2 separate regions of the Homo sapiens genome follow, and region 2 is linked to region 1. Evidence: chromatin loops called from intact Hi-C (ENCODE). Cell type or tissue: HepG2. All regions are shown on one strand. Links, peaks and the distances in the headings refer to the core of each region. The heading gives the core; the rest is flanking DNA.

The links. Hi-C counts contacts between places; a loop is a spot of excess contacts. Peaks named below come from ENCODE experiments on the same cell type or tissue, not always from the same donor. Only the 100,000 strongest peaks of a DNase experiment are listed, where the experiment ranks them.
Region 2: a loop joins it to region 1, with 4 times the contacts of the local background. A loop is called at or near these places in 3 of 110 quality-filtered maps.

What each region holds. Positions count from the first base shown.
Region 1 is chr1:235,411,570-235,421,775 of GRCh38, forward strand. TBCE (tubulin folding cofactor E) reads left to right here. Exons shown (of 17, transcript NM_003193.5): 4 at 2,864-3,049; 5 at 7,904-7,992. Among named protein-coding and RNA genes, the nearest start is that of TBCE, 49 kb to the left of the region's middle. In HepG2, for the core only: CTCF peaks have their summits at 3,940 (motif pointing left) and 5,711; DNase peaks (open chromatin) are centred at 3,912, 4,912 and 5,682.
Region 2 is chr1:235,231,896-235,242,101 of GRCh38, forward strand. It overlaps ARID4B (AT-rich interaction domain 4B), which reads right to left. Exons shown (of 24, transcript NM_016374.6): 8 at 8,418-8,556; 9 at 2,518-2,597. Among named protein-coding and RNA genes, the nearest start is that of MIR4753, 47 kb to the left of the region's middle. In HepG2, for the core only: no CTCF peak of the experiment used is centred there; a DNase peak (open chromatin) is centred at 5,346.

The sequences.
Region 1 (10,206 bases), core at 756-8,755:
TAAAGTGAAAGCAAGTTTATTAAGAAAGTAAAGGAATAATAAAGAATGGCTACTCCATAGGCAGAGCAGCCAGTAAACTAGGCTTGTAACTTAAGAGACATGTTTAACTTACAGAAACAAATCACTGATGTGTGTGTATAAGCCATGAGAGAGATATGGGACTTAATTTTGCTACAAAAGAGGATTTAATTTCCTGCATAATCAGCTTCCCCCTATTCCACTGAATTAATTTCATCAACATACAAGGTGGATATTTTCTCCTGTCTTAAGCAATCTCCCTCCTTTGACCCCTGTGCCCCTTCAGGACAAGGGTAGGCTGTGCTCACTTGCCTCCCAGTCTTTGGAACTCACCCTCGCTGGGCTTTGCCCTATTGCCCCACCCAGACTGCTCGTAGGAAAGGTTATGTTCATGTTGCTGGATTCAGTGGCAAGGCCTCAGCTGTTACCTTACCTGACCTGGTTTTAGCATTGGACATGGTTGTTGACTTTCTTCATTGGCTTCCAGGACACCACACTCTCCAAGTTTCCCTTCCCATCCCTTTCCCTTCCCATCCCTTTCCCTTCTCCTCCCCTTCCCCTCCCCTCCCCTCCCCTTCCCCCCTCCCCTCCCCTCCCCCTCCCCTCCCCCTCCCCTCCCCTCCCCCTCCCCTCCCCTCCCCCTCCCCTTCCCTCCTTTCCCCTCCCCTCGTTTCCATCTGTCGCCCAGGCTAGAGTGCAATGATGTGATCTCAGCTCATTGCAAGCTTCACCTCCTGGGCTCAAGCAATTCTCTTGCCTCATACTTCCAAGTAGCGAAACTCCAGGTACCAGCAACCATGCCTGGCTAATTTTTGTATTTTTAATAGAGGCAGGGTTTCACCATGTTGACCAGGCTGGTCTCAAACTCCTGACTTTAGGTGATCTGCCCACCTCAGCCTCCCAAAATGCTAGGATCATAGGGGTGAGCTACCGCACCTGATCTCAAACTCCTGACTTTAGGTGATCTGCCCGCCTCAGCCTCCCAAAATGCTAGGATTATAGGGGTGAGCTACCGCACCCAGCCCACACTCTCTAAGTTTCTAACTCCCTCCTGGCCACTTCTTCCCAGGTTGGGGATTGGTTTTAACTTTTTGGGATCACAAGTTCCTTTTAGAGTCTGATCATCACTGTGAACCCACATCTTAGAGAAAACTGTACGTATGTTTATGTTAACAAAATTTATCACAAATATTAGTTTTCATCCTTTTCAATTATTATTATTATTATTTTTTTGAGATGGAGTTTTGCTCTTGTTGCCCAGGCTGGAGTGCAATGGCATGATCTTGGCTCACCGCAACCTCTGCCTCCCGGGTTCAAGTGATTCTCCTGCCTCAGCCTCCCCAGTAGCTGGGATTATAGGCATGTGCCACCACACCTGGCTAATTTTGTATTTTTAGTAGAGATGGGGTTTCTTCATGTTGGTCAGGCTGATCTCGAACTCCTGACCTTAGGTGATCCGCCCTTTTCAGCCTCCCAAAGTGCTGGGATTATAGGCATGAGCTACTGTGCCTGGCCAGAATTATGGTGACTTCTAAAAAGGTCTGATTTCTTTCTTTAAGAGTTAATGGTTGTTGCCTGGGCAACGTAGTGAGATGTTGTCTCTTAAAAAAAGTACGAAAAGTGTTAGCTGGACATGGTTGCTTGTACCTGTAGTCCTAGCTACGTGGGAGGCTGAAGAGGGAGCATTGCCTGAGCCCTGGGAATTGGAGGCTGCAGTTAGTTATGGTTGTGTCACTGCACTCTCACCGAGGTGACAGAGTGAGACCCCCTTTCTTTAAAAAAAAAAAAAAAAAATTAGGCGTGGTGGCTCACGCCTGTAATCCCAGCACTTTGGGAGGTCAAGGCGGGAGGATCACTTAAGGTCAGAAGTTCAAGACCAGCCTGGCCAACATGGTGAAACCCTGTCTCTCCTAAAAATAGAAAAATTAGCCTGGGTGTAGTGGCACATGCCTGTAGTCCCAGCTAATTGGGAGGCTGAGGCAGGAGAACTGCTTGAACCCAGGAGGTGGAGGTTGCAGTGAGTCAAGATTGCGCCACTGCACTCCAGTCTGGGCAATAGAGTGAGATTCTGTCTCAAAAAAAAAAAAGAAAAAAAGTAATGATCGTAAGCTGAAATAGTGTTTATAATACAATTTTGATCAATTTATAGAGTTCACTGTTTCTTCTTTTTTTTTAAGTGACAAGGTCTCTCTCTGTTACCAAAATAAAAAATAAATAAGTAAATAAATAAATAAATGATTTTGTATATAATCCACCTACGATTTTTTTTTTTTTTTTTTTTTTTTTAGATGGAGTCTTGCTCTGTCACCCAGGCTGGAGTGCAGTGGCATGATCTTGGCTCACTGCAACCTCCACTTCCCGAGTTCAAACAATTCTCCCGCCTTAGCCTCCCTAGTAGCTGGGACTACAGGTGTGCACCACCACGCTGGACTAATTTTTGTATTTTTAGTAGAGATGGGGGTTTCGCCATGTTGGCCAGGCTGGTCTTGAACTCCTGACCTCAGGTGGTCCTCCTGCCTTGGCCTCCCAAAGTGCTGGGATTACAGTCATGAGCCACCGTGCCTGGCCACCCCCATGGATTTAATACTTCTGTTTTTTCTAATGTGAATTGTCAGTTTCATATTACTTGTTAGTTTATTTAAAGGGATTTAACATGCTTGCATAAGATCATAACCCTTTATGGTCAATCATACTGATTATATATTATTTTAGTATGTGATATTCTCTTTTATGCTAATTTTGATTTTTTAGCATGTAGAAATTTTTGAAGACCTTCAGAAAATTGTATTTATGGCCTTTCTTGGTGGGTAATATTTTCTGTGTTTCATTTGCTCTTCTTTACCAGGCACCCGACAGGAGGATCCTTTATTCGTCCGAACAAGGTAAATTTTGGAACAGACTTTCTTACTGCAATTAAGAACCGCTATGTGTTAGAAGATGGACCAGAGGAAGATAGAAAAGAGCAAATTGTTACAATTGGAAATAAACCTGTGGAGACTATCGGTTTTGACTCTATTATGAAACAGCAAAGGTAAGTGGAGTTTATAACGGCAGAGCTGACTTTTATGGTTTTATTAAGGTTCAGAATTGAAATACCCATGACTGTATATGGATGCTCATGACTTTGCTCCTAAACTGGTTTATGGTTCCACAGAAACGGAATCAAAATCTGAGGAATCCAAGAATTATTTAGGGAAATTAAAATTCTTATGTTAGCACAGGATTGGTAGATTTATCCAGTTTGCAATTGAAATATTTATTGGCCCATTATTACTATTCACATCATATTATCTCGTGTTGACTAAGTAACCAAGGCTGACGTTTGGGTTCTTTTCTATTTCATGGTGATGATGGTAAGTTGGGAATGGAAACAGCAGTCTGAATTGTTCCCTATGCCGTGGAGCGTGCTGGTGCCGTCTGTTAATAGTAGGGAGTAGTTCTCACCTCGGGCTGCACATCTTCATCACCTGGGGAGCTGTGGAACATGCGGCATCCTTGGTCCCATCCCAGATCTGCTCAATCACAATTTTGGGATATGGGCTCTAATGCATTTTATTGTATTGTATTGTATTGTATTTTTATTTTTATACAGACAGGATCTTGCTATGTTGCCCAGGCTGGTCTTGAACTCTTGGGCTCAAGTGATCCTTGGCTTCCCAAAGCACTGGGGATTACAGGGATTAAGCACCCGGCCTTAAAATAATGCCCTTTAAAACTGCTGCACAAGAACATTCTCTTTTCTCTGAAACTGTATATTGTGACTTTGTACAAGGAGGCTTTCTAGTCATTCCAGTGAACTGCTTGAATCAAAGAGAGAGAAAGATAGTATTTACACAAAACCAGTCATGGCTGCACAAGAACTGGCCAGGCCTTGCAGCTTCCTACTGTGGTGAGTGACTTGGACGAGGCATCTGGGTAAGGACCCCTGGTGGCCACTGTGAGGATAAATTTGTGGCCACTTGGAGGCCTGCAATATATTTTCTTTCAGTCTCTAAAAGAATTAAGCTATAGTTCTGTCCAAAGTAAATTTCTTTACTATCTTTTGTTATTGTTGTTATTAATAAAAGTGCACATGGGGACAATGTGGAAAATAAATACATTTCTTGGTACATCTACTCTTTAGCATACATGGCCCCCATTAAAAAAAACTCAGAATAAATCAAGAGTTTTAGAAAAAGGAACAAATGGACTGTTCTTTATAAAACAAGATACCTTTATTGTTGAGAATTTAGAAATTACAGATTGAACAAAAAAGTATCATGATTAATGCCACCACTTAGATATAAGTATCGTAAACGGGCTGGGTGCGGTGGCTTATGCTTGTCATCTTAGCACTTTTGGAGGCCGAGGCAGTTGGATCACTTAAGGCCAGGAATTTGAGACTAGCCTGGCCAACATGGTGAAACCCTGTCTCTACTAAAAATACAAACAATTAGCTGGGTGTGGTGGTACGCACCTGTAGTCCCAGCTGCTTGGGAGGCTGAGGCAAGAGAATCGCTTGAACCTGGGAGGTGGACGTTGCAGTGAGCCGAGATCATGCCGCTGCACTCCAGCCTGGGTGACAGAATGAGACTCTGTCTCAAAAAAAAAAAAAAAAAAGAAAAAAAAGACGTAACTATCATGAACAGTTTTTACTGTTTACCCTACTGATTTACTTGGATTTAAAGAACTACATGCTTCATAGGGTTAGAGTTCTTTGCTTTATTTTTTCCCATTTAAAATACAAATAGCCTGGGCAACATGGCAAAACCCTGTCTCTACAAAAAAAATAAATAAATAAATGCAAAAATTAGCTGGGTGTAGTGGTGCGTGCCTATAGTCCCAACTATTTGGGAAGCTGAGGTGGGAAGATCACCTGAACCCAGAAGGTCAAGGCTGCAGTGAGACATGATTGCACCACTGCACTCCAGCCTAGGTGACATAGTGAGACCTTGTCTCAAATGACACACAAACCAAAAAAAAAAAACCCCAAATATTTACATATCTCTTACCCAAAGGAAGCATTTTTTTAATTGGTTAATCTCTTTCTGAGAATATTAACAAATTGCAAATGGATTTTCGTCCCCTAGTTTATGAACAGCTATGTAACTCATGAATTTTTCTGTAAATGACCCTACTACTTGAGTATCATTGCATTTAATCATTAGCTAGTGTCTTTCTTGATTGAAAAGGTAAAATTTTAGAGATTCTGGAGTAATCTCATATGTTGGCTGGAGATTAGTCAATTCAGAAATTATGAGACAGCTTGGTGGAATGCAGCCAGTGTTGGAGTTAGGCTGGGTTCAGCCGCCAGCTAAGGCACTTTTGGCTCTGACAGAAGTTAGAGATAGCTGCTTATTGTTTCTAAGCCTCAGTTTCCTCAGTTACAACATAAAACCTAAGATATAAGTGCTGTTGTGAATAACAAATGAGATCCTACAATTAATGATAGCTGTCAGTTAGGAGTTGAAACCTCTACTTTAAGCCATTGTCTTATCTCATCAATAAAATCCAGCTGACCAGCTTTGAGATCGTACCACTAAGAAGAGACTTACTCAATAAAGGAATCAAAAACAAATTAAAAAATCCATTATGTATGGTTTCTCTTGGAGATGGCTTTGGCTCTGGAGTGATGCTTGGACTGAGATCTGAGTCCTCATGCTTAGTGCCAAGTTGACCTGGCAAAGAAGGCTATTTTAAATTTTAGGGGGAAGGAGCGACATCTGTCGGACACAGTGCAAACTACAGTTTGAAGTAGTTGCCTGTTTCATGAGATTCCTGTAGTTCTTTTCAATGATGTCATAAGCCTACAAAGCTGGCTTTTGGGCAATTGCCGCGATAAAACACAAGTATTTATGTACATCTATCATGCATCAATAGAAATATTTGTTTTATAAAAAAGCAAGTATCTCTTAAATCAGTGTGGAACTGGAAATGGAATTGGTGGCGTCCAGTCTGATTCCAGGGTTTGGGAAGTTGGGCAGTGCCCAGCAGACACTGAGTTGACAGGACATAAGTAATGATTAAGTTGTTTGGCCCTAACTACGTACTTAATTGGAACTGTGAGGTATTTATTTTGGCCTAAGTACCATGAAAAAAATTACTGAAACCCTAAGGACCGTGTGGCCTGAGAAAGTTTGGGACCCTCTAACCTTGAATTCTGCTGCTGCCTTTTGTACCCTGGTTTTTCTTTCTTTTTTTTGTTGTTGTTTCTTGTTTTTTGTTTTGAGACAGAGTTTCACTCTTGTTACCCAGGCTGGAGCGCAATGGTGTGATCTCGGCTCACTGCAACCTCCACCCTCCCGGGTTCAAGCGATTCCCCTGTCTCAGCCTCCTGAGTAGTCGGGATTACAGGTGCCCCCCACTATGCCAGGCTAATTTTTGTTATTTTTTTTAGTAGAGACAGGGTTTCACCATGTTGGCCAGGCTGGTCTCGAACTCCTGACCCCAGGTGATCCGCCCACCTTGGCCTCCCAAAGTGCTGGGATTACAGGCATAAGCCACTGCCCCCGGCCATGTATTTGTTCTTCTGTGACTGGCTTATTTCACCTAGCATAATACACTCAAGGTTCATCCACATTGCGGCATATGTCAGAATTTCCTTCCTTTTTTTTAAGTTCGCACAATATTGCATTGTATATGTGTGCCACGTTTTGTTTATCCTTTCATTTGTTGATGGACACTTGGGTTGCTTCCACCTCTTGACTACCAGGAATAATGCTGCTGTGAACTTGTGCATATACCGTGGCCTTTTAGAGATGTGAAGTCTGAGGCACAGAGGTGCTAATTCACTTCTCCAAAGCCAAAGGAGATGGTGGAATTGGGATTTGAACCCAGGTGGTCTGGTTCCAGATTCTGTGTTCTTAGACATTATGTATGCGGATTCTTTTCATGAATAGAAAGCACAAGATTCTCTACACTTAACAAATGGCTGCCGGAAGTATCTGGTCATGCTGAAGCTGGGTGCGCTCTCTAGGAAGTACCTTAGGGAGGCTTTTACATGTGAGTGCGAGAAGCACTCCATAGCATGTACTTCTGCGTGGTTGGGAACAATCTAAATGTCAGCAGAAGAGTATGTACATTCCTTGTGGTCTGTTCATATAACAAACGCTGTAAGGTGTGAAGATGAATGTCCTGGAGCTCCATGTGTCACCGTAGTGAAATCTCACCACTGAACAATAGACTGTTGAGGAAAAAGTCAGGTGCAGAAGGCTCTGCGGAGTAGAATACCATTTATATCAAGTTTCAGAATATTAAAAAATGCTGTAATTGTTTAGGGATATGGAAATATATGGTAAAAATATTAAGAAATGCTTAAGATTAAATAAACACCAAATGTAGTATAAGGCCCTGGGGAGGGCCGGGCGTGGTGGCTCACGCCTGTAATCCCAGCACTTTGGGAGGCGGAGGTGGGTGGATCACTTGAGGTCAGGAGTTCGAGACCAGTCTGGCCAACATGGTGAAACCCCGTCTCTACTAAAAACACAAAAATTAGCCAGGTGTGGTAGCAAGCGCCTGTAATCCCAGCTACTGGGGAGGCTGAGGCAGGAGAATCACCTGAACCTGGGAGGGAGAGGTTGCAGTGAGTCTAGATTGTGCCACTGCACTCCAGCCTGGGCAACACAACGAGACTCTGGCTAAAAAGCAAAAAGAAAAGTTTACCTCTGGGAGTAGAGGGAGAATTGTGTTTGGAGAGGGCCCCAGAGGACTTCAGTTGCATTTGTAATATTTGTAGTGCTCTTTTTCTTTTTTGTAATGCTTTATTTCTTAATTTGGGTGGTGGTTACTGGTATTTGTATATTATTTTTGGTACCCTTTTATATGTCTGAAATGTGTTTAATTTTTTAAAGGGCCAGTGGATAGCATACGTGCTTATGTATCCATGTGAACTCTGTTTTTCATGCAGTCAGCTGAGCAAGTTGCAAGAAGTTTCTCTGAGGAACTGTGCAGTAAGTTGTGCTGGTGAAAAAGGAGGAGTTGCTGAAGCATGTCCTAGTATCCTTTTCACCGAGAGCTTGTTATTGGAATCTGACTATGGATTTTATACCTGTGCCAGAGACTGCTAATTGCCTACCCATTGTCCAGTCTTGACAACTTCCTTCCTAATGCAGTTCAGTTTTGCTTGGTGTAGTTGGGGCCCAGATAAATTATTTACCTTCCCAGACCCCTTTGCTTGCAAGTTTGCCAGCATGTTCAGGTGGAAGTTTCTACACCGGGCTCCTTGAAAGGGGGCACACTTGGCCAGGCGCAGTGGCTCACGCCTGTAATCCTAGCATTTTGGGAGGCTGAGGCAGGTGGATCACGAGGTTAGGAGATCGAGAACATCCTGGCCAACATGGTGAAACCTGTCTCTACTAAAAATACAAAAATTAGCCGGGTGTGGTGGCGTGTGCCTGTAGTCCCAGCCACTCAGGAGGCTGAGGCAGGAGAATTGCTTGAACCCGCTAGGCGGAGGTTGCAGTGAGCTGAGATCGCGCCAGTGCACTCAGCCTGGAGACAGAACAAGACTTCATCTCAAAAAAAAAGAAAGGGGGCACACTTGTTTGGCCTCTGCCTTTTGCCTGTTGCTTTTACCCTTCCCCTGCCTTGAGCGGATGGAAAGCCCAGGGCTTTGGCAGCTGTCTTACAAGTGTGAAGAAAGCCATCCAGTACAGATTGGGAGAGCAGAGGAGAGGGAACCTGGGCTGCTGACTGTGTACTGGGAACCTAAGATGAATCTGCTTCAGCCCTGGTCTGTTTTCTCATGCAGTTCTTTTTTTTTTTTTTGAGATGGAGTCTTGCTCTGTTGCCTAGGCTGGAGTGCTGTGGCGTGATCTCAGCTCACTGTAACTTCCGCCTCCCAGGTTCAAGTGATTCTTCTGCCCTAGCCTCCCAAGTAGCTGGGATTACAGGTGCCCGCCACCATGTCTGGCTAATTTTTTTTTTTTTTTTTTTTGAGACGGAGTCTCGCTCTGTTGCCAGGCTGCAGTGCAGTGGCGTGATCTCAGCTCACTGCAACCTCCGCCTCCCGGGTTCAAGCAATTCTCCTGCCTCAGCCTCCCAAGTAGCTGGGGCTACAGGCGCCCGCCACCACGCCCAGCTAATTTTTGTATTTTTGGTAGAGACGGGGTTTCACCATGTTGGCCAGGATGGTCTTGATCTCTTGACCTGGTCATCCGCCCACCTTGGCCTCCCAGAGTGCTGGAATTACAGGCGTGAGCCACCACGCCTGGCCTCGTCTGGCTAATTTTTGTATTTTTAGTAGAGATGGGGTTTCGCCACATTGGCGAGGCTGGTCACGAACTCCTGACCTCAGGTGATTCCCCTGCCTCGGCCTCCCAAAGTGCTGAGATTATAGGTGTGAGCCACATACCTGGCCTCATGCAGTTATTTTTTAGTGGGAAAGACTCTGGTTCTGTTTCATGCAGCTGAATGCAGTTTGTTATAATACCCCAACAGAGGCTCTTTATGAAGTTTGGAATCTCTTTTCTCTACCTGCTCTTATTAGTGTTATTTTTGTCATATATTTCTTTTTTGCCTGTAAGCAAAAATGTTGGAGGTAGGTTAAAAGAAAATTTTAAGGATGGGCATGGTGGCTCATGCTGGTAATCTCAGCATGGTAATCTCAGCATTGGGAGGCTGAGACTGGAGGACTGTTTGAGACCAGCCTTGGCAACATTGCCAGACCTTGTCTCTATAAAAAATTAAACAAAGCAAAACAAAACTGGGTGTGGTGGCATGTGCCTGTCATCTCAGCTACTCGGGAGGCTGAGGTGGGAGGACTGCTTGAGCCCAGGAGTTTGAGGCTGTGATGAGCCATGATCATGCCACTGTACTTCAGCCTGGGAGACCCCGTTTCTATTAAGAAATTTCCCATGGAGGCTGGGCGCAGTGGCTCATGCCTGTAATCCCAGTACTTTGGGAGGCCGAGGTGGGCGGATCATCTGAGGTCAGGAGTTTGAGACCAACCTGGCCAACCTGGTGAAACTCCATCTCTACTAAAAATACAAAAATTAGCCAGGCATGGTGGTGCATGCCTGTAATCCCAGCTACTTGGGAGGCTGAGGCAGGGAGAATTGCTTGAACCCGGGAGGCGGAGGTTGCAGTGAGTGAGGTCATGCCATTGCACTCCAGCCTGGGTAACAGAGTGAGACTCTGTTTCAAAAAAAAAGAAAGAAATTTCCCATGGAAACCAAATAGACTTTCTTTAACTTTAAAAGGTCTTTCCCC
Region 2 (10,206 bases), core at 672-8,671, 180 kb before region 1:
CCAAAGTTCAAGACCAGGATAGGTAATATAGCGAGACCCAGTCTCCACAGACAAACTAAAAAAGTAAGCAAAGAATTAGCCAGGAGTGGTGGCATGTGCCTGTAGTCCCAGCTACTTGGGAGTCTGAGGCAGGGAGCTGACTGGAAAAAACCCAGGGCAGGGTTACAGTGAGCTATGATCGTGCCACTGCACTCTAGCGTAGGCAACAGAGCAAGATCCCATCTCTTAAAAAATAAAGGTTGAGCTGAGTGCAGTGGTTCACAACTGTAATCCCAGCACTTTGGGAAGCTGAGGCGAGTGGATCACCTGGGGTCAGGAGTTCAAGACCAGCCTGACCAACATGGTGAAACCCCATCTCTATTAAAAATATAAAAATTAGCTGGGTGTGGTGGTGCATGCCTGTAGTCCCAGCTACTCGAGAGGCTGAGGCAGGAGAATCGCTTGAACCTGGGAGGCGGAGGTTGCAGTGAGCTGAGATTGCGCCATTGCACTCCAGCCTGGGCAACAAGAGTGAAACTCCATCTCAAAAAAAAGTAAATAAAATAAAATAAATAAATAAATAAAGGTTGGACACAGTGGCTGACAACTGTAATCCCAACACTTTGGGGGCCAAAGTGGGCAGATCACTTGAACTCAGGAGTTCAAGACCAGCCTGGGCAACATGGCAAAAAAAAAAAACCCTACAAAAATTTGCCGAGCGTGGTGGCACACACCTGTAGTGCTAGCTACTTGGGAGGCTGCCAGAATACTAGTTACCACACTGTACATCAGATCCTGTACATTTTATTCATCTTACCAATAAAAGTTTGTGCCGTTTTACTAACGTTTTCCCATTTTCCTTACCCCCCAACAATTTAATATTAAGTCAATATTCAATTTCTGTGCTCAAATTCCTCTGATTATCCCAATTTTGTTAAAGTTGGTTCTACATTTTTTTTTGTTTTGTTTTGTTTTGTTTTGAGATGGAATCTTGTTGTTGTCACCCAGGCTGGAGTGCAATGGCATTATTTCTGCTCACGGCACCCTCCATCTCCCAGGTTCAAGCGATTCTCCTGCCTCAGCCTCCCTAGTAGCTGGAATTACAGGCGCCCACCACCATGCCTGGCTAATTTTTGTATTTTTAGTAGAGACGGAGTTTTGCCATGTTAGCCAGGCTGGTCTTGCACTCCTGACCTCATGATCCCACCTGCCTAGGCCTCCCAAAGTGCTGGGATTACAGGCGTGAGCCACCGCGCCCAGCCTACATACTGTTTTTGAAGCTAACTTTTCAGACTGGGTGCAGAGGCTCACGCCTGTAATCTCAGCATTTTGGGAGGCCAGGGCATTTGGATCGCTTGAGCTGAGGAGTTCGAGACCAGCCTGGCCAACATGGTGAAACCTTATCACTACAAAAAATACAAAAATAGCCAGGTGTAGTCCCAGCTACTCAAGAGAAATTGAGGTGAAAGGATAACCTGAGCCCAAAGGGTCATGGCTGCAGTGAGCCATGATCATGTCACTGCACTCCAGCCTGGGTGAAAGAGTGAGACCCTCACCAAAAAAATGAAATAAAGTAAAATAAAATAATTAAAAATAAAAATACCTTTCCCGAACTTGAAAATTCAAACATCAAATCTTAAAACATGATGACCTTTTTAAGGTATTTATACCCAATACAATTCTGTATAAAATATCTGGCTTCTCTAGTCATATAATTCTTAAAGAAAAATTAACAAATCATTTTCTTAACACTTACCATCCATATACAAGTAACCCATTTTAATCCTCAGACTACTGCAAAAGTTGAGTATTATCCAACAGGTATCACTATAACCATTAGACATAACTAGTAGAAGTATTGGAAATTCCTAATTAGACCATCAAGAACAAACCCTAAGGAAATAATGTCAATAAATACATCAATAGGCCGGGCGCGATGGCTCACGCCTATAATCCCAGCACTTTGGGGTTCGAGGCGGGCAGATCACGAGATCAGGAGTTCGAGACCAGCCTGGACAACACAGTGAATCCCCGTCTCTATTAAAAATATAAAAATTAGCTGGGTGCGGTGGCATGCACCTATAGTCCCAGCTACTCAGGAGGCTGAGGCAGGAGAATAGCTTGAACCCAGGAGGCAGAGGTTGCAGTGAGCCGAAACTGCACCACTGCACTCCAGCCTGGGTGACAGAGTGAGACTCCGTCTCAAAAAAAACAAAAAAATCAATAAAGTATTAAATACATTAGATATGGCAAATTTGCCTCAAATAACCAGCTATTATGTGGACAAGTGTTGACAAATTAGACAGTACTGAGTGTCTAGTTTGGAAAAGATTACCAAAATTAGTAAGGAAAAACATACTATAAGACTACAACACATTAAGATAATATGAAAAACAGTGACTCTTTGAAACATTCTGTATGATGAAAAATAAAAGCCTAAGGTAATTGGAAATAACTAATTAATCATTTAACATCCTAATTCAAAATAACAGCATATATTTATAAACTGGTTTTTCAAACCAAGTAAATTATACTTACAATTTTCCATCTTTGAAAGATCGAACAAGAATATTGTCCTTTTTTACAGCAATCTCATCACTACAATCAGGACAAACCACCTTTTAAGAAAAAGGGTGAAGCTATTATAACTAAAAGAACTCATAGATAGGTAAGTACCCACCATTTAAATCCTTTTAAAAAGTGTAAGCTTGAAGTTTAAAAACTAATTTTAGTTTGAGGGTAAACAGGCACACACACACACGTGGGAGCACACACAAGCAATTTTAAATTGGCATCCTACATCCTTCCAGCTGCTGGATAATCTAGAATTTTTGGCATAGGCAAGGCATTGAAAGCAGAAGCACAGCTATGACTAGGATGAAGCTGTGGACGAAGTTCTAGTCAGAAACAGAAAAAAGGTAGAGTTAGATCCTTAACTGAAGGGATACATCATGGCTAAGAAAAAAACAAGGGTCCAGAATTTCCAGAGCCTTGTAGGCCATATTAATTCTTAGGATAAAATCTAACATCTTTGTTGAAAGAATCTGAAACCAAAGAATGTCATAATAGATTTTCCTTTTAAAAATCTACTTTGGCTGCTATGAAGAAAATGGACCACGCAGAGGCAACTGTTCAAAGAAACTAAGCTACTGTGATCACCTGAGTGAGAGGTGGTGGCTTGGATGTAAAGTGGTGGCAATGGCAAATTAAAGGAATGAGAAATATCCAAGATAATTAGGGAAGTAGAAAGATGAACAATAAGAGGATGCTTAGTTTTCTGCCTTGTACAAATAGGCAGATGACAGAGTTATTCACTGTGAAAGAAAAACAACAAAAAAGGGCCAAGTTTGTGCATGAGGGAAGGGATAATAAGAGGAGTTTTGGGACTACTAAGTTTTAGGTGGCTAAAAGACATCCAAATGAAGACAGTGAACAGAAAAATCAGGTCTGGAGCAAAGCGTAGAGGTCTGGACTCAAGGATATAAATTTGAGAGCCCACAGCCTAAATATTAGGGGTCTAAAACTTGGGGCTTGTGAGCCAAATCCACTCATTACTTTTCCCTGATGAGCGAAGGATTTCGAAAACTGCACATGTGATAGCTTTGGCCAGTGATGACACTGGTGTATGAGTAAGTGGGCTCACTGTCCAGTTCTGCCACAGAACGACAATATGCATTTTATCCCATTCACCCATGTATGTTATTTTCTTGGTCACTTTATCTCTTTGCTATCTCTGCAAGGTGAAGCTTTAAAAGGAGATGAGATCACCGTAAAGAAAATACAGCGATACATTCTGAATCCTGAATTACAGCTTGAAAGGGTGATTAGAAGAGGAGAACCTGGTGAAAAAAACTGAAAAGGAGAACTGCATGAGCCATGGAATCTAAGATTTCCCCCTCTTAAAATGAAATTGGAAAATAAAAAATTGAGACTGAGAGTAAGTCTCAATTAGGATTAAACAATACTACTTATATTAATAAGCTCAGCACAGTCCTAGTCAGGGTAAATACTCAGTGCATGGTAGTTATTTATAGTTCCTGGGACTATGTAGTTGTTTCCTTTTTCTTTTTCTTTTTTTTTTTTTGAGACAAGGTCTCACTCTGTGCAGTGGCGTGATCACGACTCAATGCAGCCTCAACCTCCCAGGGTTCAATCGATCCTCCCACCTCAGTCTCCCAAGTAGCTGGGACTACAGGCACAGGCCACCCAGACCCAGTTAACTGTTTTCTTATGATGTTACTAAAACACTTTGAATTTACTCGATTTATAAAAATAACATAAATTAGAAACACAAATACTATTTGTGCGATTATATCAAGATTGGTCGATTTAGAACATAATTTTTCACTCTAGTTACCAAAAACTATCCATCACCGTCCAATGGATCTCAATTTTGGGAGGAGATAACATACATCAATAATTCTAAGAATTTAAAAACAACAGTGAAATGGCTGACTAAACAGATTACTAACCTTTCAATATTAAAAATCCTTAGATTTTTCATTTTCGTCAAAGAAACTTTTTAGTGATTATGGTGTGAGAAGCTTAAATTAATAACTCAAAACACTAATATTAAAAAATTTAATGTTCCTATTGAGAAAAAGACTTACAAAACAGTTGTGTGTGTGTGTGTGTGTGTGTGTGTGTGTGTGTGTTTGAGATGGGGTCTTGCTCTGTCACTCAGGCTGGAGTGCTGTGGCACGGTCTCAGCTCACTGCAACCTCCACCTCCCGTGTTCAAGCAATTCTCCTGCCTCAGCCTCCCAAGTAGCTGGGATTATAGGCTCCCGCCACCATGCTCGGCTAATTTTTGTATTTTAGTAAAGATAGGGTTTCACCATGTTGGCCAGGCTGGTCTTGAACTCCTGACCTCAAGTGATCTGCCCACCTCGGCCTCCCAAAGTGCTGGGATTACAGGTGTGAGCCGCCGCGCCTGGCCCACAAAACGGTTTTATAAAAAATATATATATATATATATATATATATATATTTTTTTTTTTTTTTTTTTTTTTTTTTGAGATAAAAGTCTTGCTCTGTCACCCAGGCTGGAATGCAGTGGTGTGATCTCAGATCACTGCAGCCTCCGCCTCCCAGGTTCAAGCGATTCTCCTGCCTCAGCCTCCCGAGTAGCTGGGACTATAAGCACGCACCACCATGTCCTGCAAATTTTTCCATTTTTAGTACAGAAGGGGTTTCACTATGTTGGCCAGGCTGGTCTTGAACTCCTGACCTCAGGTGATCCGCCTGCCTCGGCCTCCCAAAGTGCTGGGACTGCAGGTGTGAGCCACTGCAGCTGGCCTTAAAACATACTTTCAAAAGAAACTCACAAAGACTCCTAGTGCTTTAGAAAGAAAGAAAGAATCGCAAACACTGATGCTTTTTTTCAGCTTAATAATTAACCCAAAGTGTGGCAACTAACTTAACCCTGCTAATACTCAGTTTCCTTATCTCTACATCGGGATAAATAATAATACCTATCTCATAATAGGTGTTAGCACACTCCTTGTACATATAGGTATCCACTAAATGTTGGATACACAGGAAGGTACAAAGGTATTATAAAATATTTATATTTATTAAAACAAATAATTGTCCTCATTTTTCACTATCATTACAAGAGCTGACATTTACTGCATATTTAATTTGTGCCGAACACTGAACTAAGCAGTGGAGATAAAGAAATAAGACATGTTGACTAAAAAGGGTAAATGGACATCACAAGTAGAAAACAGTAAAAACAAAGGTAGTTCTATTGTTTCTTTTTCATTTGAGACCATGGTTACCTAGTTTAGCACAAAAACCACAAATATACAAAAGAGTTTATATATATTATGGACATAAGTTTTCATACAAATACATATAAACAAAGGACAGTGTTTTAATCCCATTTCTAAGTCTCTGCAATTGTTAGTCAATGAGCAGGAAAATGAGAGAATGAGAATAAAGAGTTAGCAGATTCTCAAGCACAAATTGTAGAGAAAAGTTTATTAATCATCACCGGGTGTGCTGGCTCATGCCTGTAATCCCAACATTTTGGGAGGCTGAGGCGGGCAGATCACCTGAGGTCAGGAGTTGGAGACCAGCCTGACCGACATGGAGAAACGCTGTCTCTACTAAAAATACAAAATTAGCCGGGCATGGTGGCTTGTCATACCAGCTACTCGGGAGGCTGAGGCAGGAGGATCACTTGAACCTGGGAGGCGGAGTTGCAGTGAGCCGAGATCGCACCATTGCACTCCAGCCTGGGCAACAAGGGCGAAACTCCATCTCAAAAAAAAAAAAAAGAAAAGAAAAGAAAAGAAAAAAGGAAAGTTTATTAATCATGAGAACAAAAAACCTCTACACCACTAAATGAGTCTATCTTTGTTAAATATTTTGAACAGAACTTGGTATATGATAAATGCATACCTAACAAATATGTGTTAATCTTGAGAACACAAAAATTTTATTGAATGTCATTAACATAAGGGAAAAAAGCATTAGAGGAGAATTTGGCTAATTATTTTTAGTAAGGGAGTGAGAACATACAAAACAGAGACAGAGAATAATTTTGACCCATTCTGTCTCTCGATATTTGAGAACAAATTAGTTGTCAAACGTGAGAATAGTACTTTCAAAGTGTCTTTTGTTTATCAGCGGATCTTCAGTTTATAGCTTATTAAATATGAAGTGAGGGGAGGACATATTTGTAAAAGATGTGGGCTGGGCTCAGTAGCCCCCACCTGTAATCCCAGCACTCTGGGAAGCCAAGGTGGGAAGGTCACTTGAATCCAGGAGTTTAAGACTAGCCTGGGCAGCATAGGGAGACCTCGTATTTACAAAGTATTTAAAAATTAGCCAGATGTGGTGGTCTCCACCTGTAGTGTGAGCTACTCAGGAGGCTGAGGTGGGAGAATTGTTGAGCCCAGGAGGTCAAGGCTGCAGCGAGTCAGGATCACACCACTGCACTCTAACCTGGGTAACGGAGTAAGCCTCTGTCTCCGGGGAAAAAAAAAAAAAGTGGATCTCACTGTTTGATGCAAATGACTCAATGGTCTTCAGATAAAATCATCATAGGACAATTCAGACATATCAAAATTTTAAAGAGTTCAAGATAATTCTTTTTTTTTCTTCTTTTTTTTTTTTTTGAGAGGGAATCTTGCTCTGTCGCCCACACTGGAGTGCAGTGGCGCGATCTTGGCTCACTGCAACCTCCGCCTCCTGGGTTCAAGCTATTCTCCTGCCTAGCTGGGATTACAGGCATGTGCCACCACAGCCAGCTAATTTTTTTGTATTTTTAGTAGAGACGGGGTTTTGCCCTGTTGGCCAGGCTGGTCTCGAACTCCTGACCTCAGGGGATTTGCCCACCTCGGCCTCCCAAAGTGCTAGGATTACAGGTGTGAGCCACCACACCCCAGCCAAGATAATTCTTAAGAGATACTGATTATTAACTTCAGTCTCCTACTTGAAATTTAAAACCTTAAGTGATTTATCCAATTATATGCTGTCCAGAAAAAAATGCATTCTTATTGCCACAGAGTTAAATCTTCATTAAAGTATCATATATAGCTAATTATTAGTTGAACCTCTATTTGCTTTAAGAGCTACAAATTATTTTGTCTACCAAAAGATTATTTGAAAAGCAGCCTAGTTATGTCCGTGAAAGATATTAGTATATGTTCCCTTTCTAAAAGTCAAAGAAAATGGTCTATACATGGCCCTTTCAACTTGCTAAAGAAGCTAGTGGTTACGAAAAACAGAGAGATAAAAAGCTCAAAAGGCTTTCTGTCATGTCTTAACAGTTTGAAATACAAGAACTTGGGACAATCATGAGGATACTCCTGATAATAAATCTTGAGTACCTCCTCAGAATCACAAAAAGGCAACGTGAGAAAACAAGGAAAAAATGCAAAATATTCAACCTGGAATCTAAGGAATTGCAATCTTTTGGAGAGAAAAACATTAAAAAGTAGGTAGAATTAACAATCTACTGTAGAGAAAATTGAAGAGTGGGGTAATGTATAATTGCAGTCATGATTATATAGGGAGTACCTAAAAGGCAAGATTAAGATCAAGGATGGAAACACCCTGATTCACTAAGTATGAGGAAAAGGTCTAGTTATCCCTGTCAACCAAGAAAGATTCTGTTGTTCTTTTGCAATCTAGACCTACATGGACTTAGGAGCTTTAAAAGTTTGCATCATGAATTTTCTACCGAGAGAGAGAGAATTCAACTTCCACATAGCTAAACCTCTAAGATTATCAAGATTTTGCCTTTCCTGAATGACATCAAGAGTTCTTTGTATTCAAAGACAACGTTGAAAGTAAGCTTAGTGTGAACTAAATAATGCTAAAAACATTTCCTCATTTTGTACCTATGAAAAACATTAGTAAGAAAATTGTTTTCTTCATAAACTTATAAAGTTTGAAATTAAACTCTTGTATACTGAAGCTACTCACCAATGCAGGAAACCACAGTGCTTTCTTTTTATCCAAACTAATGTAATCTACACATACAACTTTGCCTAGTAGCTCATCAATCTGTTTCCTATCATCCTCATCTTCATCACTGGAGGATGATGAAGACTCTTCCTCTGGTCTAGGGAGAGAAAAAAATAAAATATTTCCATTTATCCTCACAAAGAATAAGCATGCCAATGATGAATATAGGTATTCCCAAACTCTTATTACATTTCCTAAGACCTGTAAAATGGCTAATTTAAATCTTAAATCATTTTCTAAATTTCTAAAAAATAACAGCAAGAGTTTATCATGAGAGGAAAGCACATCATTTTCCCAAAAATATTTCTGGTTTATTTAGTGCTACTGTAAAAAATTGAGGAGGAAGATCAGGACAAATAACTGGTTCCCAAATCCTCAAAAAGGTGAAGGCCCCATATTAAACATCCCAGTATTACACTAAAATATACACAATCCCAATCTCAAATTAAAGGAATTCTGGAGACAGTAATTCTATATCTCCAGTACAAAGTTAATTTTAAAAGGTAGGAGAGCAGACCTTTATTAACTGAGGTTAGGTTGGGAAGAGGAGGCAATCTGAAAAGAGATCACCACTGCTATCCATAACAACAAATACACACCAATTAGGTATTCATAAAATGTCCAATAAGCCTCTTTTGTATGATGCTAAAAACTTTCAAAATTAAAAGAAAAACAGAAAATCCTTTCAGTAACATTAAATATTGGACTAGTAAATTAGAAAGATAACTGTCAGAAGAAAAAGGAAGTATCTGAAACCATCAACTTGATGTTTGAGGAAAGTGTAGTAAAAAGGAAAACAAAACAAAAAGCTATTCCAATTTGAATCTGATTCTAATAAAGAATCAGCACCAAAGAAAATGCCCAGAATGAGTAAAGACTAGGAAATGTTTGATGGACAACAACATATGTCCTTTTTAGAATGGCTATTATTGAATACCTACAAAGATAAAAGTGTTTTTCAGATAGTTTGCAATGATCAGTTTCACTGCCCAAAAAAGGAAAACTGACAGATTAAACTACTAAAAAACTTTAAACATGATTTACCTATTTAGTATACTATCTAGTATACTCTGAAGTTGTCTTTGATGCCTTTCCAAAAGTATGACAAAGTAACCGTCATGCCTTTATATTTATATATTCCAATATAAATGTAAACAAAGTGAAAACTATTTTTTTCTTTTTTGAGGCGGAGTCTAGCTCTGTTGCCGGGCTGGAGTGCAGTGGCACCACCTTGGCTCACTGCAAGCTCCGCCTCCTGGGTTCAAGCAATTCTCCTGCCTCAGCCTCCTGAGTAGCTGGGATTACAGGTGCCTGCCACCACGCCCAGCTAATTTTTGTATTTTTGGTAGAGAAGGGGTTTCACCATGTTAGCCAGGATAGTCTCGATCTCCTGACCTCGTGATCCGCCCACCTCGCCTCCCAAAGTGCTGGGATTATAGGCGTGAGCCACCCCACCTGGCCAAAAAAGTAAAAACTATTATAATAATATTAAGCTTTTTAAAGTGACATGGGGAATACCACCCCCTTGATTTCAATGATCAGTCAAATAACTTAAAAATTGTTCCCTGGCAGAAACAAAGCAAATCTTCAAAGCTTGCTATTGAATAGAAGTACTGTACTTTGGCTGGAAGTATTGTACTCCCAGCACTTTGGGAGGCGAAGGCAGGTGGATCACCTGAGGTCAGGAGTTCGAGACCAGCCTGGCCAAAATGGTGAAACCTCGTCTCTACTAAAAATACAAAAATTA